Regions from separate parts of the Mus musculus genome. Here regions 1, 2 and 4 are each linked to region 3. A link is a loop called in an ENCODE intact Hi-C map of the cell type or tissue named here. Cell type or tissue: left cerebral cortex. All regions are shown on one strand. Each heading gives the region's core, and the rest is flanking DNA. Links, peaks and the distances in the headings are about the cores only. Region 1 overlaps Cacna2d3 (calcium channel, voltage-dependent, alpha2/delta subunit 3). Region 2 overlaps Erc2 (ELKS/RAB6-interacting/CAST family member 2). Region 3 holds the start of Wnt5a (wingless-type MMTV integration site family, member 5A). Region 4 overlaps Erc2 (ELKS/RAB6-interacting/CAST family member 2).

Region 1 (7,610 bases), core at 1,329-6,328, 580 kb before region 3:
TCCTGTTCCTGGTGTGGGAGGTGGAAACCCAACACAACAATTGGGATTAAACTCAGATCCTGGGAAGTGTCTTCTGTAGAGTGCAGGCCTACGCATGTCTCTGCCTTCACCATTCTTAAAGGCAGGATAAAAAGATTTCTCTGTGCTTCCTAGATTTCATTTTTGTAGTCTTTTGGTTTTTCTTCTCTCTAAGGATATTTCTTAGAGTGTTGAGCCCTGAATATACATCTTTTTCTTTTAATGGATGAAGGGAGAACCAGCCTGCCGTGGGCTGTCTTTAACATGACCTTTAGCTTGGTTAGGGTCTTGGTGATCTGTCTGCCTCTGAATTATAGAACATTTAAGTTTCCCCCTCCACACTCCTCAAGGAAGCCTGGAATGTGGACCTGGTCAAATCCTCAAGGGAACGCAAAACATGCCCCTTGATGCAGCTGTGGCAAGGACAGGATTCCACAGGGAACCTTGGGCCCACAAAATCTGGGACTCATTTCCACAAAGCTCATGCTGAAATCAGCCCAAAGCATCTGTCCTGTGTCTGGAGGCCCAGGAGGTGGGGGAAGATGCTGGAGGGGTTATATTATATATCCTGTCTCTTACCTCTCCCCCTCTGCATCTCTTTCATTTGTTTTAAAAGTATGTTCTCATAGACACTAGACTGGCTTTGAATATCTGATCTTTCCTCTTCCACCTTCCCTGTACTGGGACTCTGAGTACATGTTAGCATACCTGGTTAATGTGGTACTGGGATGAAACCCAGAGCCTTCCCAATGGTAGGCAAGCTCTTTGTCAACCGAACCACACTTCTAGCCTCAGGTTCTATTTCGGATATATTGATCAGTCACATGGATCATTGTTGAAGAGATGGGATACAGACTTCTGAGGTTAGGCAATTTATCATCTTTTCCTTGTCATTGGAGGTCTGCTACATGCTAGGCCTGTGCAAGGTCACTGAGCTGTGCTCTGCTTCAGGGACGGGAAGATTTGATGAAAAGGGATTAGATAAAGAACTAAGGACACTGGGTCCATCTCCTTAGTATGTCTTCTGGCTATGTGCTGGCTCCTCCCTATGGGAAGGGTACCTTTCTAGGTCCTTTTCACAGGTCATAACTTTCATGTGACAGATAGAATGATGAGCCTAGGTGATGAGCACCTTAAAAGAGCCCAGGGTTTCTGGAAGGTTGGGAGGGAGGAGGATGGGCAAGGTGTATTTCTAGATGTTATCCTGGGCAACTTGGCATGTGGATAGATAACCTGGAGTGCTCTGGGGATTGGGAAAGCACCACCACGGAAAGCCAAGGCACTTAGGGATGCTATGCTGTGACTTTCTCCATCTCATGCTGGTAGAAAGTGCCTGAACCAGGAGCCTTGGGACAGATGCCCTCAGATGGGTTGTGTTCACTGTGTTATCTTAGCTCTTCGGGAAGTGGACCAGCAGAGTGGCTGGAGAGTGGGTGTGGCTGACTTTCAGGGCAGTCATGATGCAGCTATAGTCTGAATCTGTCCAGCAAGAACTCACTGAGAGCCACACGATCAGCCGCCTGTGTTTAGAGTTTTCCAGTAGCCACATTTAAAAAGCAATGAAGGACACCAGTGAAATTAAGTTTATGGATAATATTTTAGCTTGTCTTCAAATCATTGCTGCTTTAACATATAATTGATATAAAAATAACTAATACAACATTGCACATTCTTTCTCTAGTAGTCTATGAAATCGGGTAGAGATTTGACACTTAGAACATGTCTCACTTAGGACCAATATGTCGACCTCTCAAGAGCCGCAGCTCCTGTGACAGCTGCAGAGATTCTACTGGCCAAAGATATGAATGGGCATGTTGGAAGTTTCTAGAGAACACATGTGAAAAAATGAATAATAATAACAGTGGTCAGACATGCCTACCACCCCCTCTCGGGTTGAGCTTGTCTGACCTCTGAGGAGGAAGTGGGATGGCTAGAATTCACAAGAAGCCAGAGCAGATGGACTCTCCTTTGGCCAGGAAGCATGGACTGTGTCAGCCATGTGGGTTTACTTCTAAACTATGTGGACCTCCTAAACCAAATTGTGTCGCAGTTACCAGTGTGTAGAAGGCATTCTCTACACTGGGAGAAGCTGAGGTTTTTCGTTATCCAATCAGGCTATTTGGAGGCAAACGTTATTTATGCTCCTCTGGAAAATTCAGGCCAACTCTCAAAATTCTGCAGATAACATCACCATCTCCCATAATTCTATAGCCCTCCACCCTCCCACAGTGCAAATACAGCTGCTCCAGCCACTGGTGCTCTGCAACCTGGATCCTCACATGCTATCCCTATGTCATCCTTGATCAGCCTGTCCTATGGCATCATGTGGTTCCTTGTCTTATAGATGCACATACAGTTATTCTTCTGAGCTCTGTTTGTTCTTGTACATTGGCTATAGACGGGCCCCTGTCGGAGGTTATTACTTACATGAAGCAAGAGGCAGACATGCTAATAAATGTGTCATTTGGTCCTGTCCTGTAGAAATGAGTGGATACTCTCATGGTATGAGTGAATGTTTGCTATACTAATTCAAGGATATTTCTAATAGCTGGTGAATCAGAAGTTAGTTAGGTGGAGGCAATGTTAGAGTTCGTCCCTTGGTCTAGCAACTTTCTCAAAGTCTTCTAAGGGGTCATGAGGACAGGTGCCATTTAAGATTTAAGTGGTGTGGTGTTTAAGCAGGACCTTTATAGAGTTTGGCTTCTTCTCAGCTTTTGCCCCTTCCTAAAACAAACAAACAAACAACAACAACAACAACAACAGCAAACCCCACCTCTTTCCTGTCCAGCTGTTTTGCCCAAAATCTGATCTCATGTGTGTGTGTGTGTGTGTGTGTGTGTGTGTGTGTGTGTGTGTGTGGTTAGTCCTTCCTCCAGCTCTCAGCCCAGTGGCCACCTTGGAAAAGCCCTGCACTTCGTCCAAGCTCCCTAGCCTGCACTTGTCTCCATTTGTTTGGGTCACTTACTGCTAGGATGTGTCTATGAGTTTAGCTTCTCTGTTGCCCTTTGCTGGACCTTGCTACCACACAGAGTCAAAGAGAATGCAGATGATGGGAGTCTGGGTCCTATGATCCTACAGCAAATGAGAAATGTGGGTGCCACATGTGCTTTCTTTAAACATCCACTCCTCGTTAAGTTGGTGCATGTGTGGGTTGTCAAGCCTTGCCCTGGTTGGTCATCCCTCTGCCCCCTGACCTTCAGTTTGCTGGCATCCCACAGATGCTGCTGCCATCAAACGTGGCACTGGTGAAAGAGTCTTGGGCAGTTAGAAGGCTGTTTCTGCTTAGGAAATGCTCATCACACCATAAAAGCCCTCTCCAACAGCAACAGAATGAATGGCCAAGAAGACCTATGGAAGTACAGAAACAGGCTGCCCTGAAATTCGAGAGGGCTCCCCAGATGAAGACTGCTGTCTGGGGAACTTGGGAATGGCTTCTCTCTAGTCTTAGGAGGATACAGTCTGCTGCCAAGGTCTATTGGGGAGTATGTGGTAGTGCAGAGCGTTATAAACCTTGAATCAAGTGCTACAGTCTCTTTTCAACCCTCCTTGGCCTCCGCTCTCCTGGGGCTGATGAACTGAAGGAGACTGCCCAGTAGGTGGCGCGCGGGAATCACTCTGTGCTGATCCCCAAGCAAATGGTGTCTGGCTGACCAGGGTACAGCCTCTCAGAGCAGGAGTGAGGAATGACCATACTTAGGTCTGGTTAAATCTGTCTAGTTTAAGAAAAAAAAATTAATGGATGCCTAGAAATTATATTTGCTCAAAGTATTATGTTCCCTGAGGGGAAAAAAAAATAAGATTGTAAACCCACCACAGAGTACTGCCTAATTTTGAATTACATTATTTGGCTATGAGGACACAAGAGTCTTGCATCTGTATGGGTTTGCTTCTTGCTGAAATGCCTAGGTACTTTGGGGATTGCCTAGCCTGGGTACTTGTGTGAGAATTCTCCAGCTTAGCTTCTGACCTAAGGAATAAAGGACTGGGAGAACCCGCATTTTACCAGGTTGAATGATGTTTCAATTTCAACTTCTAACACTCAGGCCCACAGCTTCTTGGTCCTGGGACTAGGTGGGCACTTGGATACTGAGATAGTAGATGAACTACGGGAGTCAATTCCATGTTTTGAATATGCAGTGTGCTTTAATATTACCCTTGGATGCTAGAAATGGCAAGCAAACGGAACCAGCAACAACCATGCAACCACTACCCAAGATGTCAGAAGCCTTCTAATCACAAGTGCCCTGCCCAAACTGACTTATGAAGCTCTAGTAGCATCCTGCCTGTTAGCATGTATCAGAGAGGCCACCTGAATGTGAGGATCTACTATATAAGGTTACATTTTAAAGAAAAATTAATTAAATATTTACAGAGGAAAGAAGTCTGATCCTTGGACTAAGAAACGTGTCTGCCAGAAGGTATATTTAGGGTAGTCTTCACAGAAGTCAGACATGACAATGGACCTGATTTGTCATCATCTCATTCCTCCAGTTGTGAAGCTGTGCGTGCTTCCCTTCCCTTTGTCCCGTGCTTTCCTTTTGTCCCCAATGCTGATCTGATGGATCACAGAGATTGTTCCTCGTTCTAGTGTAGATGCAGTTGGGGCCAGACTGGCTGTGCCCAAGCTAAAACCACAGACCCTGTCTTTCTCTGTGGCCTTCTTGTTCCAGTCCCCTGTAGATGCAACCCACCCCTCTTTCATGCACGGTGAGAGCCAAGGTCTCCTGACATCTCAGCTTCAGGGAACCACATGGCTGCTGTAGGTTCTGTCATCCTACCCAACAGATTTACAAGGGATGCTTTGTGGTGTCCCATCCTCTGCCAGCTTACTTACTCTGTCCTTACTCCCTGCTGGGGTGACAAGACATATAGAAGTAGGACCGGACAGGATATTTCTCTTAAAGTATTACACTTAAAGGAAAGAAAGCAAAAGAAAATAGAAGAGGGAAGAAGAAAGGAAAGAAGGAAGAGAGGAAGGGAGGGAGGGAGGAGGAAGAAAAGAAAGACCATTTACCCCCTTTTCTTCCCTTCATTTGCTGTTTATGTCTTTATGTTTCATCATGGAAGCAGTAGAAAATATATTTCCTCATTTTCTTCCAACGAGTTCCCCCTTTAGGTAAACATTTAAGAATTGGCATCTGTTGCTTGCAGATACCAAAGCAGCCTGACCTATTGTTCTTGAAATCACACTGTCAACTCTGGCTTTGATACCTGCTCTCAGGAAGTTCACAGCCCCACCTACTCTAACCCAACTGCAGTGTTGCCCATCTTTCTAGGCTTCTCATTGAGAGCATGGGTTATGGGTTCCTGCTGCACGATAGATGTTTGAACACATCTACCAGTCAGTGCAAGTAACAAGAAGACACCAATCAAATTCCATTCCATTCACCCTCACATACAAAGGCCTGCTGATGTGGCAAAGGAGGTGGAATGAAATTAAATATGAAGGGAAGATATGGGCTCAAAGGAGACTGAGCACAGGGAAGCTGTATACTACAGACTCCAGGGGTGGCAGTACTGACAGGCATCTATGCAAGCACTTGGTGTCTACCTGTGGATCACATAGCTGGGGAAACCTCCTGCAGAGATCCTGTCTGCATCCTAGAAACTCACCACAGCCTTGATGCTGCTGCCTGGCTGAGGTTAGGAATTGCACAGGGCTCATGGGATGCCGGGAAGAGGGACTTGGCTACTAGATGCTTCCTTCTCTGCTTCACCTTCCCAAGCCTTCTGTCCTTCCCTTGTAAGATGTATGTTTATTGAAAACCTATCAAGCTGTTCACTCCTTTAGAAGCCAGGAAACCAGAATCCCCCTGATATTTTGTGCTTGACCTCTTATGGTCAAGATTTATTTTGTCACTAAGCTCATAAATAAGAAGATAAATAAAATGCATAGCAGATTTAGAATATTCTCTGCAAAAACAAAAAAAAAGCAAACAATAACAACAACAACAACAAACTCACTGAGTGTGTGAGAGAAGAACGGGAAAGGAGGAGAAGCTGCCTACCTCTGTCTTCAGAGATAGTGTTCTTAGTTTCTCTATATACTGTAAGCTGACATCTGGAAGGGGAAGGAGAAATCTCCATCCAGACTGTGGAGCTTGGGCCATGCCAAGCTTGAGCCATGCATATGCAAAGACCCTGAGGACTGGAGATACCCGAAGTACCTGGGGTCTAACCATGGACTTAGGACAGACTTCCAGAGCTGGTTCATGGACATGTCTCTCCTTGCACTGTTAGCTCCTGATGATGCAGTCACTACAGACACCTACCTTTCTCCCTGTCAATCTGTGCATGTGTCCGTCGGAGCTGCCTGCACCCGAATGAGGATACACTCTACACCTGGAGCCTCCTGGTCCTAGGCACACAGAAGGCCAGTGTGCTGAGGGACAAGTAACATCCCACCAGGCTTCTGAGCACAGCCAGACACTAGACACCATCTCCCAGGGAACCCAGCTCTCAGGTGTGGGCTCCATGCTGGGTCCCCATAATTCCCCCAGGGAAAGGAAGATCCATTTCCAGTGGCGCCATGCCCGTCAAAGTACCTGCTATATCTCTGCAGCTCTGGAAGGAAAACCATTGCACTGAGCCTGTCTTGAGGTCTGCTTAAGTGCACTGATAAATCTTTAAAAGCAATCCGATCTAGTCTAGAGTGCCGTGCCACCCTGGGCACATCCACCCCCGCACTTGCACTTCCGTGGACACACAACTGGGCCACACTTCTTTCTTTCCAGCCCAGGCTCCCAGCACCTGTGCCTTCCATCCTCCTTCTCCTGCTCATTTGATCTGAGATCCAAGTTTACACTTAAGTCTATCAGGCAGCATTAAAAATCACTAGTAGGCACCAGAAGAAAATCTGGTTTAGAGATGGCAATTTCTACTGCTTTATGTTTGGGTGAAATAATTCGATGCCCCCAGCCCCCGATACTCATCTTTACACTCAGCACACTTTGACCTCTGTTTTACTAGATTAATTTCATATCTAGAATGCCCCATCTTGGATGATAAATTAGCAATAAAAAGCTCATCAAAATGTAATTACAGGCAATGTGTTGAATAATGATCTCTTAAAAATTCCTATAGATTTGTCTGCACCTCCTTTCCCTAGTGAGGGAAATGAGCCTCAGCTGCTGGCTACTAGCCTGGGCCAGGAATGTAAACCCCAGCCACACTTCCAGGCTAAGACTTGCGTGCTGGTTTCTATCAGAGCCGATGTCATCTCCTTGATCAATCACGCTGCTGCATGGGCTGCACATCTTTATGCAATTTAAAGGGCCATCTCCACAGGCTAGGAAGACAGTGAAGTATCAACGTGAGGCAGAATGGGACTCTCACCTCCTCTCTCTCTCTCTCTCTCTCTCTCTCTCTCTCTCTCTCTCTCTCTCCTTATTCACTGGCTGTAACGAGGAAGACAGTAAAGTATCAATGTGAGGCAGAATGGGACTCTCATCTCCTCTCTCACCTTCTCTCTCTCTCTCTCTCTCTCTCTCTCTCTCTCTCTCTCTGTCTCTGTCTCTCTTTATTCACTGGTTGTAACTAGGAAGACAATAGCAAGCAGACCAGTGTAGAGACACTACAGTAGACGCTAAAGC
Region 2 (7,610 bases), core at 424-5,423, 500 kb after region 3:
GTCATTGAACTCCCAACATTCCAACAACCCTGACAGGTGCATTTAGTTAAATAAAGACAAAGACAAGATTAAGCCAATAGCCTAACAGCGAGAGAGGTTGAGAATACAAACACTGGGTGTTCTCACCTTCTGGAGTTAGATGCCCTTCATAAGTCAGTAGGAAAATTAGACTCTGGTGACCAAACAACCAACTCATATCTACAATATCTGTGGAAAAATTCATTGTTCCAAACCAAGCAGACCCAGCAGACATACAAACATGGATGTTATCCTCAATCCTCTCCTCCTTTCCCTTTCCCACCATTTCACATGATAGCATTCATGCTGACTTGATAAATACTTAGCAGTCATTTTTTTTCTCCATTTCTATAATTGTGTGACTCTGAAAATGAAATATAAACATATTCATAAAGTGTGTAACCTTCAGACTGGCTTCTTGCACTGAGCATAACTGTCTAGAGATTCATCCAAATTGTTAGGTTGTTCAATAATTTATTATTATTTATTTCTGAGTAGTGCTCCGTTGTCACTGTGGCAGCTTCTTTAACCATGTACCTGTTTAAAGGCATTGAAGTTGTTTCCAGTTTGGGCTATTACAGGTATTTTACTATGAACATTCACATATAGATTTGAGAGAGGTTTGTGTTTTTTACCTTTGAAAGAAGTTTTCACTACCCTGGTATAAATGCTACCCCAGGATGATTTCTAGATGATATGGAAGTTGTTTTTATTATGTAAAACACTACTGAAGTACTCTCTAGAGTAATGGTTCTTGGCCTTCCTAATGCTAGACCCTTTAAATTAATTTCTCTCATTATGGTGATTCCCCCAAACATAAAATCATCTCATTGCTACACTATTATAATAACTGTAATTTTGCTACTGTTATGGACTATACTGTAAATATCTGATATCCAGGATATCTGATATGTGACCCCAAGGGGGTCTCGACCCACAGGTTAAGAACCACTGCTCTAAAGTTGAACCAATTTGCATTTCACTTCTTCAATGTAAGAATGGTCTGGTTGAAACTACAATCTTACCAATGTTGTCTGTCACTAGTTGTGATTTTAGTGAATCTGATAGGTGGACTTTTACTCTGATTTCCCAATAGCTAGTAATTTGAATGTGTTTTTATACATGTACCTCCTCAATGAAATATCACTTCATGCCTTTAACCCATTTTCTTAATGGATTGTTTGTGACGATTTTGTTTTACCATTGACTTTTAAGGACTCTATATATTCTGTATATCTGTCTTTTGATACCTTGTGTGCTTTACACTGATTTGTTCCAAGTCCGTGGCTTATCTTTTAGTCTTCTTGACAGGGTCCCTGACTTCTACTTTTGGGAGAGAGGCTCACTAGTGATGGGTGCCCAGTCAGGGCTCTTCTGGCAAAGCTGCCAGGTATCCTGAGCTCAGTACTTAGAGCAGGCACAACATGATGCTAGACAGGCTGGCCTGCTGGGTTTTGCTGATGACATTTTATGGGTTGACTGGATCATCGCTAAATGTCCTGAGCTTCCCTCTCCTTTCTCTCCTTTGCTCCTTTCTGCCCTCTGTTGCTTCCTGTCGGCAGAGTTTCTGTTGCAGGGTTCTGGGACAGTAGCTGGAACAGGAAGAAAACCCAAGGGGGTCCCTAGGATCTGTTCAGGAAGTTCCCACAGAGCTCCTTCCTGCCTGCCTTCAGCGTCTTTTATGATTCCTGATATAGCTCAGAGCTACTAGGACTTGGGAAACCAATTCCATCTTGTCCTAGAACTGAAAGCTACCAAAAGCTTTTCGCTAAAATGGATTATTTCATTTACTCCCAACAATCTCATCATTGAAAAAAATCTAAGAAGCTGGCTAAGTGGAGGTTCATGTTCTCCCTGAGTGCGGGTGGAGTGGGGTAACTCCTGCCTCACCTTACCTTAGCTGTTCAGATACCTGCAGAACCAGAGCTCTCAGTCCTCTTCCTGCACCAACACAGTTAAGGACCCATTGGCACCAGAGAGTAGAAGGAAGGGAGTCAGGGTCTAGCTGGGGAACAAAGGAAAGGTTTGCAGAAGATGCTCTCTCTGTGATTCACTCTCAGGAAGGAAGCCCCATGGAAAATATATTCAAACAAGCTCACTGTGGGGGGGGGGGGGGGCAGCTGGCCAAGATGCCAAAATAAAGACTTATGTCATACCACTAAAATTTGTATTTTCAATCATGGGTTGGCACACAGTAGGTCTAAAGTAAATATTCTTTGACTGAAGCCCCCAAAAAGTGACCATTTAAATACTGGGTTAAACTTGGCTCAAATTACTTCCTCCCAGACAATTTTCTTGAGAACAACCACATCGTGACACCCTGTGGAATACTTGCGATACTGCACATTTGCAGCTCTGCAGACCAGAGTTGATGCAGAGGTACCACAAAGGAACCTGCTCCCCAAGGCACATCACCAGTGTTCAAAGGTCTCCAACGTTATCATCCACAGCCTGACCCCTTGGTAAGTAAGGTATTTGGAAATAAAGGGGGACAACTGCTTCCCACGCTTGGCACTTCTCTGGATTCCACAGCATTCATGATTTCCTTCTTCTTAAAACTAATTTTAAAATGTTAACCAAGACAGCATGTCCTCAAGTGGTATGGAATTTTGTATATTTTTTTTGTTTAGACATAAAATGAAATAAGTGGTAAATTTAAAACATCCCTACATCATTCTAAAACAGAACATTCATTAAAAATCCAATGATAAAATGGTAGCATCTAGGGCAGCCTCCAGAGGTACTCCCAGGGCGAGAGACCCTTAAGGTCTCACACTGCAGATAAGCTCTTTGGTACTCTGGCCATGGCTAACAGCCCTGCAGCGAGGATAGGGGAGGTCTTGAAGCCTCCTCAGCAGGGAGAAGCCCTGATGTCACAAAACTCATTTTTACTGAATGGGCTATGAAAAGCTTTACTTTTCTCCACATAAAATGCTGATAGTCCATTAAATTTAATGTGTAAAACACTAATGTTTTTTCATATTTTGTCCACCCTCAAATAAAAGGCAAAGTTTATGCAAGAGATCATTGTACGCAGCAAAAGTACATTTGCATACGAGTTTAACAGGAAATGACTAAAAAGATTTTATGACACTAATTTTATCTGAGAGTCCACAGCTTTAATGTATTGTACAAACTGGGAGTAAATTCCAACTATGCCCAGACAGAGCTTTCATTTTTATATTGTTCCTTGTTTATTCTAATAGTATCTGACACCAGAAAGTATTCTGCTTATCAGAATATGCAAAGCACTCTGAGAAAAAAAATTAAGAAGAAATTAATGGGATATACAGAAAAAAATGTTAAACAAACCCTTTAAAATCTCACACAATTCATAGAGGATTCAGACTCTGTTCAGGATGTACTAGCTCCCCTCAGATTTCCCCAGGTGAATTCTTTTAACCCTTGTGCATTGTGTCTACTCTATTTGAAACTTGAAATTTAGTTGACAAGATACTGTGTGCCTCCTATGCTTTGCTTTATTGCTAGTTAATCCCTACACTAAAATGCAATTGCAACAAACTTTACAACTGCAGTGTGCCTGCTAATCTTTGACTGTTTAAATAACATGCATTTTAGTAACTAAAAAATTGACATTCAGGTCACTAAAAGAAATCATTAAACTCTGAATAAAAACTTCTTTTCTTGTCCCCCACACTGTCAATAAACAACATGATAATCTTGTCACATTTTTGGCCACTGTCTCAGGAATGCATCTTAAGTACTCAAAGGATTAAATTAAATCTCACCTGCAGACAGGCTTTACAATTCAGGCAGAAACCTTAGTTCTCAAAGGAAAATTACTTTCATTATCTTAAGTTAAAACCAAATATTCTGTCCTCGGGAATTTGCAGGAATATAGCAGAATCCAAGAAAACAGCTTGAGAAAACTTTAAGAGAGTTTGCTCTTTAAGACCTTGTCTGAAAGAATTATTTAAGGGAGAATTCCTTTTAGGAAATATTTCCTCAAGGTCATGCTAAGACAGCTATAAAACTGTATCATTTAAATTACTTCAAGTTGATGCCTTTACCCAGTTTTGATTCTATTCTTGGAGGTAGAATAGAATCTTTGGTTTTGCTTTGAGAATTATTGTATTCTTGCTTACTATTTTGATTTTGGATTGTCTACGGCTTTTTGCTTTTTAAAAGAGATTGTATAACTTTAAGGGCCAAACACTTAAAATGCATGTGAAGAATAAAAATATAAGATGTATCATTTTAAGCTTAAAAGTAAGAGGGGGGATTAGTGTGGAATTAAAAGTATTTGTGCGTGTAAATGAAAATGATAGCATCTCAATATTTATGAAACTGTTTTCCAACTTAAAGTACACTATGCACCTTAACAAAAGCTCAGTGGTATAACAACTCACATGGCAGAAACCACCCTGCTAAGAAAGCATTCAATAGCCCCCACATGCATGCATGTATGTGCTTGTGCGTGCGCGTGCACACAGATAGACACACACAGGGAGAGGGGGAGAGAGAGGGGGGGGACCATATTATTGTAAGAGTAAATGGGGGCAGACAGAATTAGGACTCAGTCAAATTCTAGATTCTTGAATCATCTACTTCCTAAATCGACAAAATCCTGACCCTTTCTCCTCAAATCCAATACAAACCCAGAGAAAAGACAAGAGCTACCTGACTGGGAAAAAAAAGAACACTTTGTCAAGGAACCTAGATCATTATTTGCAGACAACTTATTTTATTATTGGTTTGTATCCTTCATGCTAAAGTGAATATTCTGTCCCTACAGCAAATGTTCCATTTCAAAACACAGTAACAGATGCAAGAAAGAGAAACCACCAAGGCAATAGTCCTGGTGGCTGTAGAATATATTTTGTGGTGAATTAGAAAAAAAACAAACAAAATAAACAAACAAGAACAATCGCACAATGTGACTACAAATGAGTCTGTATGAATTTCACCACTGATACAATCTGTAAAGCCAATTTGTCTCATAATACAGCTCATATTTAAGTTGCCATCCAAGCTTTGTGATATAGGGATTGAAGTGTGTTTCATAATACCCAATCTTTAAAAGAGTTCCCTATTCATTGACATTTAAGAATTGAAGAAAGTACTTGTAAAATAACTTTTTTATTTTCATCTTACATAAAAGTATACATAATTAGTAGTATGTCTCTCCTTGGATATTTGGGCATAATCCATTTTAAACTTAGTATTATTTTCTTATCGTTTGTGCATTTGATTTTTACCTACTCTTAATAAGTCTGGGCCCAGCCTTAAACTGTGAGAAACCCAGTGTCGAATGGTCTTCACAGGCCTGGAAGAGAGTTGATTCCTGGGCACCCAAAACCTTTCACTTTAGTTGAATTTCTTTCTTCCATATGAATTACCCTACATTTAGTTCTGAATAAAGTTTCTCCCCCACACACACACACCCACACACAAACACACACACATATCCTACTCAGTAACTGTGACAATCTTTAACATCTATCCTATGTGAAAAAAATAAATGTGAAATAATTACTAGAAATAATTTATTTGGCATGGGACTAAGGTTAACCTGCTTCTCGAGATTCTAAGAATGTTTGTAGTTCTATGTTGATCATGCATAAGAATGGGTTTCATTTTGAAATGAGTAGAATGTGGTGTAATGACACTCACTCCCCTTCCACTTCTCACTTAGCCTCCCCCCTACTTCTCTGTCTTTTTACTTTGGTTTTTTAGGTGTTTGCTGTTTGCATGGGGTACCAGATGAGTTTCACTAGGGTTGCTGGGCAGGATCCTCACTGAGAGATTGTTTACAAAGGCACAGGCACCTTACCAATGGCTGCATTACTTTCTAAAACACAATGTGTGATATTCCTCACTGAAACGAAGGAATGGGTAGACCGAAGGATCACAGACAGTAATTCAGCATCTTCAAGAGACAGCAACATGTAAATGTTTACACAACTGGAAATAGCCAGAGACCCCAGCAAGGTCTCCTGTCCCAAGCATCCATTCTGTTGTGATGAGCAAATATACATGCATATACGTGTGTTTACATTCAACTATTGAAGTATTAAAATACCCATAATGCAGTAGCTGCCTGTTTGCTGGCGTATGAGAATGAGTTAGTTAGCCGGGTCTAGGATGCTTGGGCCCAGGACCAGAGTCATTTACAGTCCAGGGAGAAGTTTAGTTGCAATCTGCCTGGTGAACGAGTTAGGTGTGTGATTTAATCTAGCAGATTTTCTCAAGCATTAGAATCTAAGTATTTGTACTGCAAATGAAGACGACAATAATGACAACCTATTTCTCCCTGAACGATTACCTTCTTCAAAACACTCAAGAAACAATATTCTGCCTAGCCTCTAGCAATTGAACATTGTACATTTTTTTTTAAGGTCTAAGGATCCAAAAGCATTATTCCATAAATTTTAGTCAATATGCATCTCAGCTCCTACATACACATACATCACACATGTGAGGAGCCAGGCCAGGCCAATACATGAGAGGGGAAATGGGTCTCTCTACCTCCACGTCCTCTCTAAAAGCAGCTCAGACCTTGGGAGTGTTTGCACTGATTATGTGCACATTCTGAGATGCTCGGGGTCTGAGCATCTCCCTTAAAGGATCCTTCCATGGGAAGTCACTGGTTACTTATAATTACTCTATATACAGCCTACCTCTGCTTGGAACACATTGGAAATAAAAAGATTGAAGACGTAACAGATTCCCACTTGAGAGAGAGAGAGAGGGAGAGAGAGAGAGAGAGAGAGAGAGAGAGAGAGAGCGCACAGATCTGGTAAATTCTAGAGGCTTCAGTGTAAATGGAAAAGAAACTCGAAGGTAGCACATTCACAAAGGAACTCACACAATATGTACTCACTGAGAAGTGGATATTAGCCCAAAACCTAGGATACCCAAGATATAAGATACAATTTGCTAAACACATGAAACTCAAGAAGAATGAAGACTGAAGTGTGGACACTATGCCCCTCCTTAGAATTGGGAACAAAACACCCATGGAAGGAGTTACAGAGACAAAGTTTGGAGCTGAGACGAAAGGATGGACCATCTAGAGACTACCATATCCAGGGATCCACCCCATAATCAGCTTCCAAACGCTGACACCATTGCATACACTAGCAAGATTTTGTTGAAAGGACCCAGATGTAGCTGTCTCTTGTGAGACTATGTCGAGGCCTAGCAAACACAGAAGTGGATGCTCACAGTCAGCTATTGGATGGATCACAGGGCTCCCAATGGAGGAGCTAGAGAAAGTAGCCAAGGAGCTAAAGGGATCTGCAACCCTATAGGTGGAACAACATTATGAACTAACCAGTACCCCGGAACTCTTGACTCTAGCTGCATATGTATCAAAAGATGGCCTAGTCGGCCATCACTGGAAAAAGAGGCCCATTGGACACGCAAACTGTATATGCCCCAGTACAGGGGAACGCCAGGGCCAAAAAAATGGGAATGGGTGGGTAGGGAAGTGGGGGGGGGTATGGGGGACTTTTGGGATAGCATTGGAAATGTAATTGAGGAAAATATGTAATAGAAAATATTTTTTAAAAAAAGAAAAAAAAGAAAAAGAAAAAGAAACTCGGTTTCATATCTCTGCATCTTAAATT
Region 3 (7,353 bases), core at 1-5,000:
TTTTTCCACCTGCAGGCGGCGGCGGAGAGAGAAGAGTGTGGGTACGAGGAGCAGGTTTCCAACGTTCCCCTTTACGTCTCTGATAAGTGTAACTCTGTGATGCCCAAAGCCCCCGAGGGAGCCCCTTCTTTTGGAAAGGCAAGAAAGGTGAACCTCTTCCAGGCGAAGGCCCTGCCGAGACCAGCTCCGCAAAAGGGATGAAGGGGACCCTGTAGGCAGTAGAAATGCTAAGGGGCCTTGGAGCAGGCGGTAGCTTTCCTTTTCGAGCCACCCCTTGGGCTTGCACACCTCCGGGCTCCTGGTAGAGGAGTTTAAGTGCTTCCCAGTGCCAGCTAACCAGTGCTCCGAGTCTCGGCTCGGCCGTCCCCAAAGCACAGCAAAGCTGGGGACGCATCCTGGAGAGAATGGAAATGTGGAGTTTCCCCAGTCTAAGAGAAAGAAGGTTCAGTCTCCTTCCCTACCCCCGCCTGAAGTGTCAAGTTTCCTCCAGGGGAGGGGTGGGCTTCAGGGTCTTTCTTTGCGCGGCCCAGGCTGCAAAGGTTTAGAGTCCCTAGTGGAAGCTAAAAGCGCGCGCGCACACACACACACACTCACACACACACACACACACACACACACACATTCACACCACATCTATACACACCCTCGTGCACACTTACACACTCGTATGCACAGATACACACACGCTGCGAAGGGCTCCAGCTCTCAAATCGCGGCGGGTCTCACTAACTTTTGGAGCTTCACAGCGGGCGGGGCGCGCGGGGCGGGGCGCGGGTGGTGGAGAAATTGATAACAGATTCGGCGGATTACAGGGAATCTCTTTGTTAGAGCCGAAACCACACAAACCGAACCCTATCCCGGCCGACGCCCCCGGGGCAAATCCACCAGTTCCCAGAACCCTGGCTAACAGCGAGCGGAGGCACCGGGTTTACTGGACTCAGGTCTCCTCGGTTACAGCTTAGGGGTGTCCCAAGGAGATCGGCCGGAGAGTCCCGAGAGCAGCATCTGCCTTGGACCCTCTTCACTTGCCTGGAAACCTCGGTTTTCTTTCCTCTCCAGTCTGTTGCAGCCCCACAAATCTGAGCGATTCAAGGAACTCACAGCGAACTCACTAAGGAACACTTCCACTCTAGAGTGTAAAACATCCGACCCGGTGAGTTTAGGAGAAATCGAAGCGAAGAAGACGGTGTGGAAGGAGAACTTTCGGGAGACTCCCGCAACAGAGTTATATAGATTTTTTTTAAAAGTTCTGGTCAAAATTATCCAGAGAACGAGCCAAATGTTTTCCAATAGGGTTGGGAAAGCAGGCTGAGAAGCCGGAGCATCTGTCGTTCCCCGGCGTACAGTGGAGGGTGCGGGCTTTTAAGAGGTGCAGCGCAGGGGTGGGTGAAGCGAAGGAAAAGCGTTTGCGAGTCTTGAAGCCAAAGACGCTGAATCTCGATGCTGCTGCTTCCCCATAAAGGAAACCTCAAAGCTTTCAGGGTGGACTAGGTGAGAGGTGCAGGCTGCAGCGCTGATCTAAGGTGCCAACACGAAAGAGAGGGAAGTTGGTGGAAAAGACTATTTCCTCGGTCTACATAGCTACAGGACACACATAAAAGTGCTCAGCTCCCAACTAGAGCGGCTAGGCACAGAGTCTTTTTCCAGGGTCAGGGGCGGGAAGTAGGGGGCAGTGGCCCTACTTCCCAGTTGGGTCATTTCCTTCTGCTAGATTCTACATTTAGGGCCCACGTCTGAGAGTGGAAATGATGAGAGATGCCAACTAGGCGGAAGAGAGTGACCCAGGCTCCCAGTGGCGAAAAGGAAGATGGGAAACTCCCAGATCTCTGTTCTTGAAGAGATGGAAATTGAACAGTGTTCTCCAGTCTGCTCTTTCTCTGAACCAAGAAGACCGATGGAGAAACTTGAGGGAGAAGAACTCTGTCGCTGGAACAAACTTGGTTCTCCGGCTTCAAGAATGGCAGAGAGAAGACAATGAAGAAATGACCAATGTCTGCTTAAGGGGGAGTAGACAAAAGAAGCGTTGCTCCCCATCTTTAGGGCCTGGGCCCAGCTGAGCTGTACCTGTCCCACTTCATGAATACACGTGGTCAGAGCACATGCAGCAGGCAGAAATAGCCAGTGAGATAAGCCAGAGGTTGTCTGGAGCTGCAGTCAGGGTAAGGAACCTGAAAAATTCCCGAGTGACCCAGAATTGCCAGGAGATCGGAGAACAGTAATAGTCCAGGAGATAAACTTCGGCTCTTTTCCTAAGCTTCAGCGATGTTCCCCCAGGGTTCTCAAGGACCCACACACAATTACCTCGAGTAACTGAGCACAGAGTCATTTGTCTAAAACAGTTGTGTAGCCCCAAGAGAGAGTGAGAAATCAAAGATCGGTTCACTCCCAATCTTTACAGGGGATTTTTTTTTTTACAGACGAAGTTCATAAATGAAAACAAAATCACTGTTTTTGTTTCTGTGTTTAATGGATGAAGAAGCAGAGGCTGAGAGAGGGAAACACAACAAGCATCCAGGACCACAGAAAGAATTGGTGAGACAACCAGGGCCACACCCGAGGCCTTGTACTGTGACACTCCCTCACCAGTGACCAGAAGGGTCGAAATCCTTAGTCCAAATTGCCCAAGGCCTCATTGCTGGGTTACACCTATGGCTCTTTTCTATTTGAAGCTCGGGGTAACACAGATTGTCCCCTGGCGGAGACCTTAGAAGGGTCTTGGTGGGAAGAGTGGGGCTGAGTTGTCTCCAGGGGTGCAAAGTTGAAGGACTGGGACTCAGAGAGGCCTTATTTCCAGATGGCCAACAGGGGGCAGCCGGCACCGCGCGGCCGGTTAGAAAGGCCGCGTTAAAGCTCAAGAGTTTTGCCGGCACGTAGCGCGCCCCTTGTGCACAGGAGCGCTTTGGAAGGGAAGACCAGGGTCTTGGGCTGGACCTCCTTTGGAGGATCTAGGGCCGAACCGCCAAGACTAAAGCCAGCTTGTCAAAAACTGATCTCCAGCTCCCCAAGTCCCCAAAGCAAAGCAAGGGTCCCAACGCGTCCTCTCATACCCTACTTTCCGCCATTCCTCAATTGCTGGGTACTTACAACATTGTCTCCTCCAAATCCCCCCCCCCCCCGCAAAGCCTCGCCTGATGGAAAATGTCTTGAAATTAAATCTGGCTAGGTGTGCTAATATCGTCAAGACAGCAGATGCTGAGGAGGTACGACCTCATCACCCGACCCAAGTTATTTCCCAGGAGCGAATTGTTCATTTAAAGTGAGACCACGGAGCTGTGGCTCGGACAGGGCATAGAGGGTAAAACAGGGCCTTAGAAGCACCGGGGTTTAAAACCCTTTCTTTGAAGAAAGAACGTTGTTTGCTTTTAGGAAACAGCTTCGTACCGATCTTCACCTTACTCCCTACTAGAAAGCTGGAAATGAGAGGTATGAAGTATAAATGGAAATTGTTATCGAGGCGTGGAGGATAACCGAAGGAAAAGTTGTTTGGAAAATTGCTAGTTATATTTCAAGACGAAACGTTAACTTTTTTGTAAAAGTGAACTCTCGGTGACCCTCAGAGTGTGTGACTCGGCTTTAACATACAACTGACAATTAAAACAAACACGAGTTCACAAACTAACCCCCGCCCGATCTCGAAACGCAGAGGCCCTAGAGTCTCCAAAGCACTAGGTTGACTCCGCTCAGGGGGCAGGATTAAAGCCACTAGGACCACTACTCCCCGCCCCCAATGCTGCAGTAAAGGACCTGAGCTCACCCAGAGGCCGCTAATAAAGCTAATAACGCGACCCTGCTCCCCGCGCGGGGTGCGCTCTGGCCCCCCGCCAGGCACTCTTAAAGGCACAGGGGCCGGGAACGCTCGGGTTACTCGACCTGGAGAGCCGGGAACTGGGCCCTGATCGGAGGTTGGGGGTGGGGTGTGCGTTGCTCTAGGGTAGGTGGCCCCTAGTTTCCTTAGTCTCGCAGCCGTTTCTCCTAACACAGTCCTCATCCGGCCTCAGAGCTTCAGCCACACAATCTCCGCGTGCCGGTGAAATGAGCGTTTGATATATACTTGATGAATCGAATCATTATCCAGTCACTGAAATACACGTAGTAAAACTACACTCCAGTTCTCGAGGTAAAAAGGCGCGCCGCCTGTGACCCGAACTGTCTTTCCTGCCCTCGCTCTTCTCCATAGTTGAAAAGGTTTGAAGAATAGCCGGTGCAAAAAGTCTCCAAGGACGCAGAGGCAGTGTCCCCAGGGTAAGGGACGAAAAGATAGGAGTCCCTGCCGGCGATATTGGAGTTTAGCTTTCTCCAGGCAGTTAGAGAAATGGAGAGGATAGGGATAGATTGAAAGAGTTCAGTTAACTTTGAAAAGGGGGGGAAAAAGTAGGGAGCGTCCGTGCGCACAGAACACTTACCTTCATGGCGAGGGGGAGGGGGCACGGAGAGGAAGTCGCCACCCGAGCGAAGGCGGCCGAGGAATTCAAGCGAAGCGTCGGGGTTAAGCCTTGGGGGACAATCCAAAGCAGGGCTGCGGAGTCCTCCTGGGCGCGTCGGGTGGGCGCAGCGACCCGGAGCGGAAGCGAGCACTGGCGCCCGGACTCGGGCAGAGGAGTTGGTATAGCGTGGAAATGTGCCCAGGAACCGAGAGGGCGCCGGCGCGCGCGGGCGAGCAGCAAGCGCAGGGCCGAGCGGGGACACAGTGCAGGAGCCGCGGGTCCGACGAGGGCGCGCAGGCGACTGTTCCGCGGCGAGGCGCTCCCTCTCTAACGTCCATCAGCGACGGCGGTAATTAGGGCTTTCCAACCCCAAATGTGGGCGTGATTGTGCAAAAGACTTTACAACAAATAATAAAAAAAATTCTTCACAAGAAGGTGAAAAAAAATGCCCCACTACTCAACTGTGGCCCGAGGCGGGGAAGGAGGGGGGGCAATCCCTGTGCCCAAGATGCCCCCAGTTCATTCACACCACGAATTCTGCAGACTCCAGGCGGCTCACGCCTCCTGATTGTCAGCTCCTCCTCTCTGGGTCTGTGGCCGAAACGTCTGCTTCCAGGGACTGCTCCTGCAGCTGAGTTAGCTAGTGAACCTCTGTGTACACACAGACACACACCCAAACACACACACATACACACACACAAACGCACACACACGCAGACACAGAGACACGCGCTCACACACACACACAGACACACACACACACACACAGAGCAGCAGCAGCGGCGGCGGCTATGGGACCACAGAACAATCAGGCACGCATGGTTTTTTCTCCGGGAGATGCCGCTGAAATCGCACAAGTCGCCATCAGAGCTGCAAGAGTCAGCGCCAAATTTTGTCCTTTCATTTTAGAGTCTGGCAAAAACCAGGCGCAAAGAAAATGGGTTCAAGGCAGCCCTGAACTTTCTGCCGCTTGGTGGCTTGAGCGGTTGATGGACAGCTAGCCTGTGGGGGAACGTTGGCTTCCCCCTTCTGGTCCCCTTCTTTCTTTCTTCCTTTCTTCGGGTTAACCTTCTTCTTTCCACCCCCCCGCCTTTCCAGAGAGAACAGAGCGAGAGGACGGAGGGCGCAGAGCTCCGCGGTGGCGACTCAACTCCAGAGGTCCATGGCGGCCGAGGCTGCCCACCTCCTCGGTCGCGGCCGGGGTCCGAGGGGCGGTCGTGGGGCCCGGCGGAGGCCGCGGAAGGAGATGGCAATGCAGCGGCCGCACAATCCGGACTCCGGACGGCGGAGGCGGTGCCTCGGAGCCTGCAGCAACTTTCCAAGCGATGCGGTGCCCCACAGACTGACTGGCCCAGCGAGGGGACCGCGTGCCCCCCACCCCCGGCCCTCCTGACCAGCTCCCTCACTTTCGCCCTCCCTCTCTCCAGACTCCTCTTTCCCTTGGTGTTCTCAGCGAAAAAAAAATATTTTTAAAGTTGCAGAACCAAACACGGCTGGAGAGGCAAAGGGGGGTGGGGGGGGGAGAGAAAAAAAAAGTCAACTTTGCCTATGCGCATGCGTGATGAGGCTGTCCTATGACAAACTTCTCAGGATTTTAAAGCTGTACTACGGGACAGGGTGCCTGGAGGCGGGGTACGCTCCCCCTTGGGCCCCCTCCTCAAGGCTCCCCATCCCCCAGGCATCTGTATAACGAGGTTCATTTCACTGCTGTTGCCTGCCTGCCTCCTGATCGGCTCAGCTTCTTCCAAAGCCGTCGACCCGTTTGGGGGTCTGAACCTCAACTTTCCGATCCGGACCCCTTGGCTCAACTGTCCCCAACTGCATTTACTGGCACCTCTACAGAAAGGACCTCACTGACATGGATCCTGGTTGGGTTGGGATGTCTCCTTGCGCCCTGGGCTTAAAGCCCGGGCTTGGAGGGTAGAGTGGGCTCGTGCATCTTGCAAAGTCCCTGGTGTCAGAGGTTTGCTAGACAGGACTGTTCCTCACCCCAACGTGGCCAGGCAAGAGTAGAGGTCATGCTGCCGATATGGATCTAGGTGGTGGCTCTCAGGGTGAGAAGACTGTGAAGTTTAGGTGAACCGGGGATCCAGACTCCAGAACTTCTAGACACCTCTAGATAGCTGAAATTGTTAGGACTTCGATTGGATAGAGTGGATGGATAAGCACCACCCTATCCTCCGGTATGCCACAGGTGGCATGCTCAAACAATGTCTCATGGGTTAGTGCAATTCTTTTCTCCATCTTTCCCATCTTCCAACGTTCAAGGGTAGAAGGTAAACACACACACAGACACACACAGACACACACACACACACCACTACACACACTACAAACACACACTGCCACTCCCCACCCCCTACATACCACATACACCCTACACACATACATGTACACATACCACATACACACTACACACACACAACACCACACATGTACCATACCACACACACACATACCACACACATATTAAACACACACACACACACACACTCCACTCACTCACCAGAGTCAGTTGTCTTCATCCACTGGCTTGCCTTTGACAGTTTGTGTTTGCTACCCTGTGCCTTACCCCATGCCCAGCAGCGCGCCCTAGAGCATGCATAAGCCACAAGTTCAGCTCCATGGATGTGACTGTTCCTCCACTGACCCAGCCACATGTGTCCCCACTGACTGACAGCCTCCCATCACTGCACCCCTGGTGTTTTTGCTGGAAGTGTAAACTGGGACAGATGGATGGATTCAGGCCATCCCCACTGGACTTCCTTTGCTAAGGATGCTTGTAGTCTCTAGGAAAGCCAGAGGTACTCAAAACCTTGGGCCACTTTCCCTCCAGTCCTCTCTAGGCTTACATCCCTTATCAATCTCAGGCATTTCACAATTTTTCATGTAGCTTTAGATCTGCGCACTTGAGGGGGAAAAGTGAGGT
Region 4 (7,610 bases), core at 2,336-7,335, 500 kb after region 3:
GTTTTGGTTTTCACTGCTGTTATTTCGCCTTTTGTTTAAGTGTAACCATTTCTTGTTTTTTCTGTTTAGAATAGGAATGATATTTACTCTGTGTCATTATTCCTGGAAGTATATAACTTGTCCTTTATTTTAGAAGAACCTATGGGCATACAGTTGGGAGACTTCTATATTGGTTATATTAATTGATATGGAAAGACTTATTTTTTTGTGGCTATGAACAATCTCTTGGTAATAAAACCTGGATTATATAGAGAGCTAACTGCATGTATGCATTCAGTGTCTTTTCCTTGTGACTGTGAACATAATGTGACAAGCTGCTTCTAACTCCTCCTGCCTTGATTTCCTTGTAATGAAGGACTGAACCTTGAACTGTGAGCTAAAATAATTCTTTTCTCCTTTACATTTTTTTTTTTTTTTTGGTCCAAGCACTTTACCACAGCAACAGGATAAGAAACTGTGGGAAGTTAGTGTTTTCCCAATACATTAGAATATCTGTACCTGCTTAAAAATTACAGGTCTCTTGGTTCACAGCAGAGTAGCTGGAAAAACAGTCTTTTTAAAAGCTCCCCAGGTGATAAGACTATTTGGATGCAATCAAATGTTTCTGACCAACAGGAAGAAGTAGTTAAATATTCTATTATTCTCCTTTATCTGCTCCTCTTCAGTGAGCTTTCCTGTGCCTCTGAAACACACTAGCATTCTATTTGGGGAATCCTTAGAAAACCCATTCCAAATAAAGTCTTCTGAGTTAGTTTGTGTGTCATCACAGGGAGACCCCCAAATCAATAGTAAACAGAGTTTGAAAATGAGCAAGCTTAGAAGCCAAAGCTTCTCCGCTCCACGATTTTATTGGACTTCAGCATCTGCATTTTTAGAGTTGGATCTTGAACTTTTGAGCAAGTCACAGAGATTACAGCTCTCTGCTATCACCAGCAGTCCTCCCTGCATTCCCCTCCACCATTGGACTCATTTTTGTGTCCCACCTGGACCTTCTAGTTCTCTGAGTTCTCAAGTCATCGTCCAAGGTGCAACTCAGGAGCTATGAACCCGGAGTTACAAATCTGTGCTCTGAGCAATTCCCTGTCTAGGTGCTTCCAAAAGAGACAAGAACGGGAGGCCAGGACATTCAAGGTGCTTTGGGGAGATTCAGTGCTGACTGAGGCTGTAGAGAAAGGACTGGTTCTAGGGACTGACTGGGAAGTAATGAAGGCAAGAGAGAGATGGCCACACCCTGTTAGCTTCAGCTCTCTTTCTCTGATGCCCCCTTAGGCCTCAAAGGAAGAACTCAACAAAAGGGTATCTTACAATTGGGAACCTCTTTGAATTTAAACTCAAATAAATTAAATAGAATCCAGAAAAATATCCTATCAAGAATCCATGACATAGAATGTATATGGCATCTGTTTAAGTCTATGAATTTTAAGAAAGAAATCAAGAGGAAGGGCCTGGCATATCATCAAAATATACAACAGGAACACATAATTTAAATCTTCTTTGAATCATTTTTTTTTAGAAAAAAAATTACTAAAATGAACTCTGAGAACAAATTTTCTAGGTTGAAAGAATATCTTTCCCTGAAATGTCAGTGTATTAATATTCTTATAGATTTTTAATAAAATTTAGAATCATAAACTAATTTCAAATTTATAAATTCATAACTTTACTATGACCTTGGAGACTACCTAACCTTGAATTGTAGCCCTTTCTGTTGCCTTCCATTTATTTATTGTTTGCCACAAAGACTGGATAAGTTGGGGGAAGCCCACTAGGCCCTGTTCAAGATTTTATGTCAGCAGCTTTTATGGCTCTAGTGCCTCCTGCTTATTCTGAAGTACGAGTCATAACTAAAAGTATGGTGGCCTGGGAAAATGATGGAGTACACTATCTAGTTCTTCCATTCAGCAGAGAAGACTGGAAGGGATAATCATTTGTCGGGGTTACCTAATTAGAACAGAGTTAGGCTGGCTGCCAGGCCTTGCTACGGTATTTATTCTTTACATAATCATGCTATTGCTATTGTATGATATTCCCCAAAGAAAACTCCATAGCCCAACAAGCACTGTAGACATGTTATAGAAAGTGCCACATAACTGAAAATGGGAACAGAGATGAAAAAAAAAAAAAAAAAAACCAAGTGTACACAACTTTACTTTCACATTTCAGCTTTTTTACATTTTCTCCATTTCAAGCTGAATTTGAAAATAATATCAACAATGGACCTAAAGTCTGTGCTGACACATTCATTATAAGGCTAACCCCACATAAGCTCTCCTTCAGAAGTCTCATGAGAGCAGGGATTTCCCCCATCCTCACCTCTGTCTCCCGCACCCCAGTGTGTGGTGGTGGTGGGGAGCTACAGCACAGCATGGAGATCAAAGGGCAATAGCCACCCTAGGTCTCAGTGCTTGCCTTCCATCTTCTTTGAGACAGACTCTCTCCTTTGAGACCCGTGAGCGCCTGGAGATTCCTCTGTCTCTGCTGCCCACCTTGTTGCCTCAGAGGCACTGGGGTTGCAGACATGCGCTGCAGCGTCCAGCTTTATTTGTGCTACATGGATGCAGACTAGACTTGGGTCCTCAAGCTTGAACAACAGTTTATCCACTAAGCTATCTCCCCAGCCCTTTATCTCACAATCACTCAAGAACTTCACCTGCCCCCCTGCAGGCACTGGCTCTGGCACAGGGAAGAGCTGAGAATGAGGACACCATGTGCACGTTCCCCTGTAGCTATCATAAGTTGTAAGAGCTGCACAGTGGATGGGTGGAGTAATCCAACCAGGGGGAAGGAACTAGAGATCATTTTAATAGTTAACAGCAGAGCTCAGAATGGTCTGTTTGTCTAATGGCTTTCATTCTTTCATTCATTTGTTTTTATTCCTGTGAAGCCTTTAAGTGTTCATCAGAATGAAAGCTTTAGAATTACTTTCTATTCCAAAAATAGTAAAAAATGCAAGTTCTTATAAGGCCCTGAGAGACCTTATTACCCGACTTCTTCCCAGACTCCTTACAGTGTTATCCACTCTGCCTGCAACTTAAGGGCCTCGCAAAAGGACCCATGGCTCACCTACTTCAAGTTTTTCTTAAACTTACCTTTCCTGTCTTTAACCTAAAGCCCATCTGTAGGCCATAACACCCCAGTAGCACTCTACCTCTCTCTGATTTCTCTCCATCTTAAGAAAATAACACCCCTCTGAAAACCCTCCTATGCCACTAATTCATTACTTTCTCTTTCTCCTCCTCCCTCATCAGAATGAGAACATTGTGAGAACTAGACCTTCATCCATTCACAAGAGGATAGGTAAGTCAACAATATCCAGCTCCTACTGAGCAGCCCAGAAGGTGCTATGCTAAGCCCCGCATATGGCAAAGTAAAACACTATCTTGTCTCCATTTAGAGTACAGTAAAAAAGGGCAGTTAGTTCCATTAAAACAGACACGCAGAGAGTTATAGATACAATGAGGATTTGTGGGAGTTTGTTGTGTGGAATGGGGACACCAGCACAGTGTCTCTATGGAAATGACTGATAAAATAATGACAACTAAAATAATCCCTTTGATTGTTCTAAACACAGTCTCTCCTTAGCATGACAAAATCCACTGGGTGGGGACTTTATCACCCCAATTTCCCAGGTGAAGACACTGGGGAACTCAGAGGCTAAGTGTCTCACCCCAAATACTGAGTACAGGACCTAGGATTGAACTCACACAACCTTTCTCAACTCAGAAGAATTAATTCTATGTATAGAAAAATCACTCCCCGAGCAAAGAGGAGCAAACGCAAAATGACAGAGGCAGATTTGAAATCTAAAGGGCCGACGAAAGCTACAGCGCAGAGATGTATGGAAGAGACAAGCACAAGGAGGAGGTCCTGGACAGAAAAGGGCCTTGTCAGAAAAGAAGGGTGAGAGTTTTACCATCCAAAATTTAGTGGAAAAGTTAGTGGATGTTTTATAAGACAGCCAAAGGTGATGCTGTTTTTCAGTTTCAAGAAGATGTCTGCAGTGTGCCCAGTCCCCTGGCTAACATGGAAGTCTGAGGAGAAGCTGGGACTAGGGGCAGTGTGGGGACAGGGAAAACCAGGTGCAATTGAATGTATTTGTACTGACTCCTCCCCAAGCTGTTTCTCGGAGGTCTGCGCCCCTGCTTTGGACATTAAGCTCACCTTTTCCGACAAGGCCTCCTCCAGTGTGGCCAGAGCTGTGTCCGTGTTGCTGGAGTCTGTCTGCAGGGACTTCACTCTGTCTTTCAGGTTGGTCAGCTGTTTGTCCTTATCCCTAAGTTGTTCTTGCAAGTTTTCAATCTAAAAATAAAGATTGACATGTTTAATACACATTTTCTATGTAACCAAAGCCAAGATTCGTGAAGACAACTCTTTTTTATTTTGTTTTTTAAAGACCCTGATATTTGGGCATCATTGAACCAGTATTATTGAGATTACATCTGACTGAGAAGTAAGAAAAATTCTGAGCTCTTAATCCATTTATTGCCATTTTCTATTTATAAGCAGAACACTCTCCATACAAATGCAAGACCCCTAGTCATTTAAATACTATTATTTCTCTGTTTCTACCCATCTAACACTTTTAAGGCTCAAGTCCATAGACCTTGCCATAGTAAGACCGAAGAATGTTCCCCAGGATTAAATCCTTCACTGGGCAGACACTGAGTACATCCCCATTCTTTACTAGGCAGAGCCCACACAGCCATCCACTCAGTCCTTTTATCCAGCAAGAAACATTGTGATATACCAAACGTTGTCAAGTGGCTGTTTCAAAGTGACTGCATGGAAGCCAAGTAGGTTATCAACAGCAGACTGTTAATGGGAAGAACTTGTGATATAAGTCATATGCAACAAGGACTAAACACTCCATTTGGCAACTAAGTCAGATGCTGGCAGCCAACCAGGCACTTTATCCAGTATCTGCATCCCGAAATAAACACAGAAAACAGCCGATTATAAGGTCTGCCTGGCAGCAGCAGCAAGGACCTTCTCCTAGGCATTGCGTCCACTATCACTCATGTTTTTATTCTCTGCTTTCAAACCATGTATTTCTTATCTAAGGTTTTCTTAAGCCCGCTATGCAAACAATTTATTCATATTAAGGGTTTTTAAATGACAGGGAAATAAAGCAGTACAACTCTGAGATAAGTCCATTCAAAATATTTGTATTCTGCACCCAGCTTTCTCAGGGACTCATTCCAAATGCACGCTTCACATTGGGCTGCTCGAGCCACTTGGGAGATTACTTGACTCCTTCTGTTGGAATCTGGAATGGCCACGGAAATAATGTCGGCAGTAGTCATGAAAATGGAGAGATGGCAAATAAGGTACCACTATAGCATCTTCCAAGCAGTTCTAAAGAATCCAGGTATGGTGACTCGTGCTATGATTCTGAGAGTTAGAAGGCTTGGAGCAGGAAGGCTCTCAGAGGTTGAGGATAGCCCAGACCATACAGTGAACTCCAGATCAGCCCTGTGCCACAGAGTGAACATTGTTCTAAAGCAAGACATAATGTAGTTCTAAAGAGAAAGGAAGGAAGTATCTACACCTGAGGTGACGGGACCCGGACTGGGCTGATGGACTTTCCCAGGATGTGGCACATTCCTGTACTCCCCATGCACCTATAGCAAGAGGGGAGGCAGAGGCAAGAGAAGCCAGACACTTCTGGTTCAGATAGCCTGAGGTACACAGTGGCCAACAACAGAGGCCGGTCTCAAGGTGGACGGCAAAGATAGATACTTAGTACTGTCTTTGACCTCCACAGGACGCCATTGCCTCCATGTACACATTTTTTATAAAAGGAGACTTAAGAGGCTACAACACACAGAACAGATTGAAGAAGAATTTCTTGTACAACTTTTATAAAAATTAAAACAACAAACAAACAAACAAAGAATAATTCTCTAAATAGTTCCAGGAAGTAGAAATCACAGGAAGACATGGTCTTGGAGGCAGGCAGGAGAACAGAACTTCTGGATTTTGCTTTGGAAATTTCGACAATATCCTCCTTAAAATTTCAAACCAAGTAGGGCTTTAAAAAAAAAAAAAGAAATATGACCCGTGGTGGTACTGGGGCAGGCTGAGGGTAGGGTACAGTGGTTCAAAGAACTTGCTGCTCTCGTAGGGGGTCCCAGTTCAGTTCTCAGAACCCAGGTTAGGTGGCTCAAAACCACCTGTAATCCCAGCTCCAGAGGATCAAATGTCCTCTTCTGGTCTACACTTGCAGAGATAAATGCACAAGCACTCATATATAAGTAGAGATAAGAGGAAATCCTTAAAACCTAGCTAGTGAGATGAGGTGATATGTATGTATGTATGTATGTATGCATGTATGTGTGTGTGTATATGTATGTATGTATGTGTGTGTATGTATGTATGTATGTATGTATGTGATATGCATGTATGTATGTATGTATGCATGCATGTATGTATGTGTGTGTGTGTTGAGATTGATAATGACGAGATTGATCAGGGCGTAAAAGCATACGTCATCAAATCTGACAACCTGAGTTCAAAGCTCAGGGCCCACATGTTAGAAGAAGAGAATTAACTCCTGCAAATTTTCCACTTACCTCCACACATGTGCTGTGACACAGGCATGCCCACACACATATACTAACACACAAATAAATGCAGTAAAATAATATAAAATACCAAATGTACAAATAATACTGAACAAACACTATAAATGGCTAGCCAAAATAAATTGTCCATGTGCAACAGTTGGGGTGCAGTCTGTCTCCCAAAAGGCCCTTCTGGAAGCTGGGTTCTCAGTGTGCGGAAGTTTAGAGGTGGGGACATCGTGAAGGCTCTATCCTCATGAGTAGATTGTGTCTATTTTCATTGGGTGGAATTCAACTCATTGGACTCAATTCATTCTACCAAGAGTGGTTTGCTATCAGAAAGCAAGCCTGTTCCTTTTCCAGTCACCTGACACTATGTGACGACACAGGGACACAGGGTCAAAGCACCCATTATAATGCCACTTGCCATGTTGCGCTGCAGCCATTAGGCTGCCACAAGAAGCTGCTGCTGCTACTGCTGCAGTGCTGTTAAGCATCCAGAACTAAAACTATTTTCCCTGTTGTACAGAAGGAGCCACCCTTGGTATTTTGTAGAGTAACACAGAATAGACAAGTCACATCAAGTTATATGCGATGACATTGACATGAAGGTACTTAAAATCCCAATTTCACCCAATTGCAAATTAAATGGAAATTTTAGAATCTGAAAAGGAAAAGGCATAATATAAAATAATGCAACATTGACTGGGTAAAAATGAAGTTCTTCCACAGAGTAATGTATGCATATGCTATATGTGTGTATATATAACATACTATATTCATATATGTGTATAAAGTACATGTATATCACTAAGAATTTTTAAACAGTAAAGTAAATTTTATTTTCTCCCATGTTTTTCTGTATCTTCTAGTTTTTTCTTGAAGATAATGCACAAAATAAAGATACTGTCAACCCAACTACAAAATATAACAATGATATTAAAATGAGGTTTGAAGTAAGTTTTATTTCTTAAAAGGGCTTATTACGTGAAGAAATGTTCCTTTTACCTTCCTCTAAATAAATTCTTTCTGAAAATTAAATTTTAG

Evidence for each region. A loop is a pair of places that touch in the nucleus more often than their neighbours do. Peaks named below come from ENCODE experiments on the same cell type or tissue, not always from the same donor. Only the 100,000 strongest peaks of a DNase experiment are listed, where the experiment ranks them.
Region 1: it touches region 3 in a loop (5-fold over the local background); 15 of 42 quality-filtered maps call a loop at or near these places.
Region 2: it touches region 3 in a loop (14-fold over the local background); 10 of 42 quality-filtered maps call a loop at or near these places.
Region 4: a loop joins it to region 3, with 5 times the contacts of the local background. A loop is called at or near these places in 10 of 42 quality-filtered maps.

What each region holds. Positions count from the first base shown.
Region 1 is chr14:29,086,292-29,093,901 of GRCm38, reverse strand. All of the region lies in intron 17 of Cacna2d3 (calcium channel, voltage-dependent, alpha2/delta subunit 3), which reads left to right. Among named protein-coding and RNA genes, the nearest start is that of Lrtm1, 72 kb to the right of the region's middle. In left cerebral cortex, for the core only: a CTCF peak has its summit at 3,617 (motif pointing right); a DNase peak (open chromatin) is centred at 3,624.
Region 2 is chr14:27,998,951-28,006,560 of GRCm38, reverse strand. The region is part of intron 8 of Erc2 (ELKS/RAB6-interacting/CAST family member 2); the gene reads right to left. Among named protein-coding and RNA genes, the nearest start is that of Gm34996, 130 kb to the right of the region's middle. In left cerebral cortex, for the core only: a CTCF peak has its summit at 2,344; DNase peaks (open chromatin) are centred at 2,366 and 5,377.
Region 3 is chr14:28,503,165-28,510,517 of GRCm38, reverse strand. It overlaps Wnt5a (wingless-type MMTV integration site family, member 5A), which reads right to left and starts at 5,045. Exons shown (of 5, transcript NM_009524.4): 1 at 4,404-5,045. The coding sequence starts at 4,409. In left cerebral cortex, for the core only: CTCF peaks have their summits at 5 and 2,811 (motif pointing right); DNase peaks (open chromatin) are centred at 2,821, 3,571, 4,017, 4,675 and 2 more places; H3K4me3 peaks cover 3,244 bases.
Region 4 is chr14:28,008,325-28,015,934 of GRCm38, reverse strand. Erc2 (ELKS/RAB6-interacting/CAST family member 2) reads right to left here. Exons shown (of 20, transcript NM_001347497.1): 9 at 4,162-4,299. Among named protein-coding and RNA genes, the nearest start is that of Gm34996, 140 kb to the right of the region's middle. In left cerebral cortex, for the core only: no CTCF peak of the experiment used is centred there; a DNase peak (open chromatin) is centred at 4,895.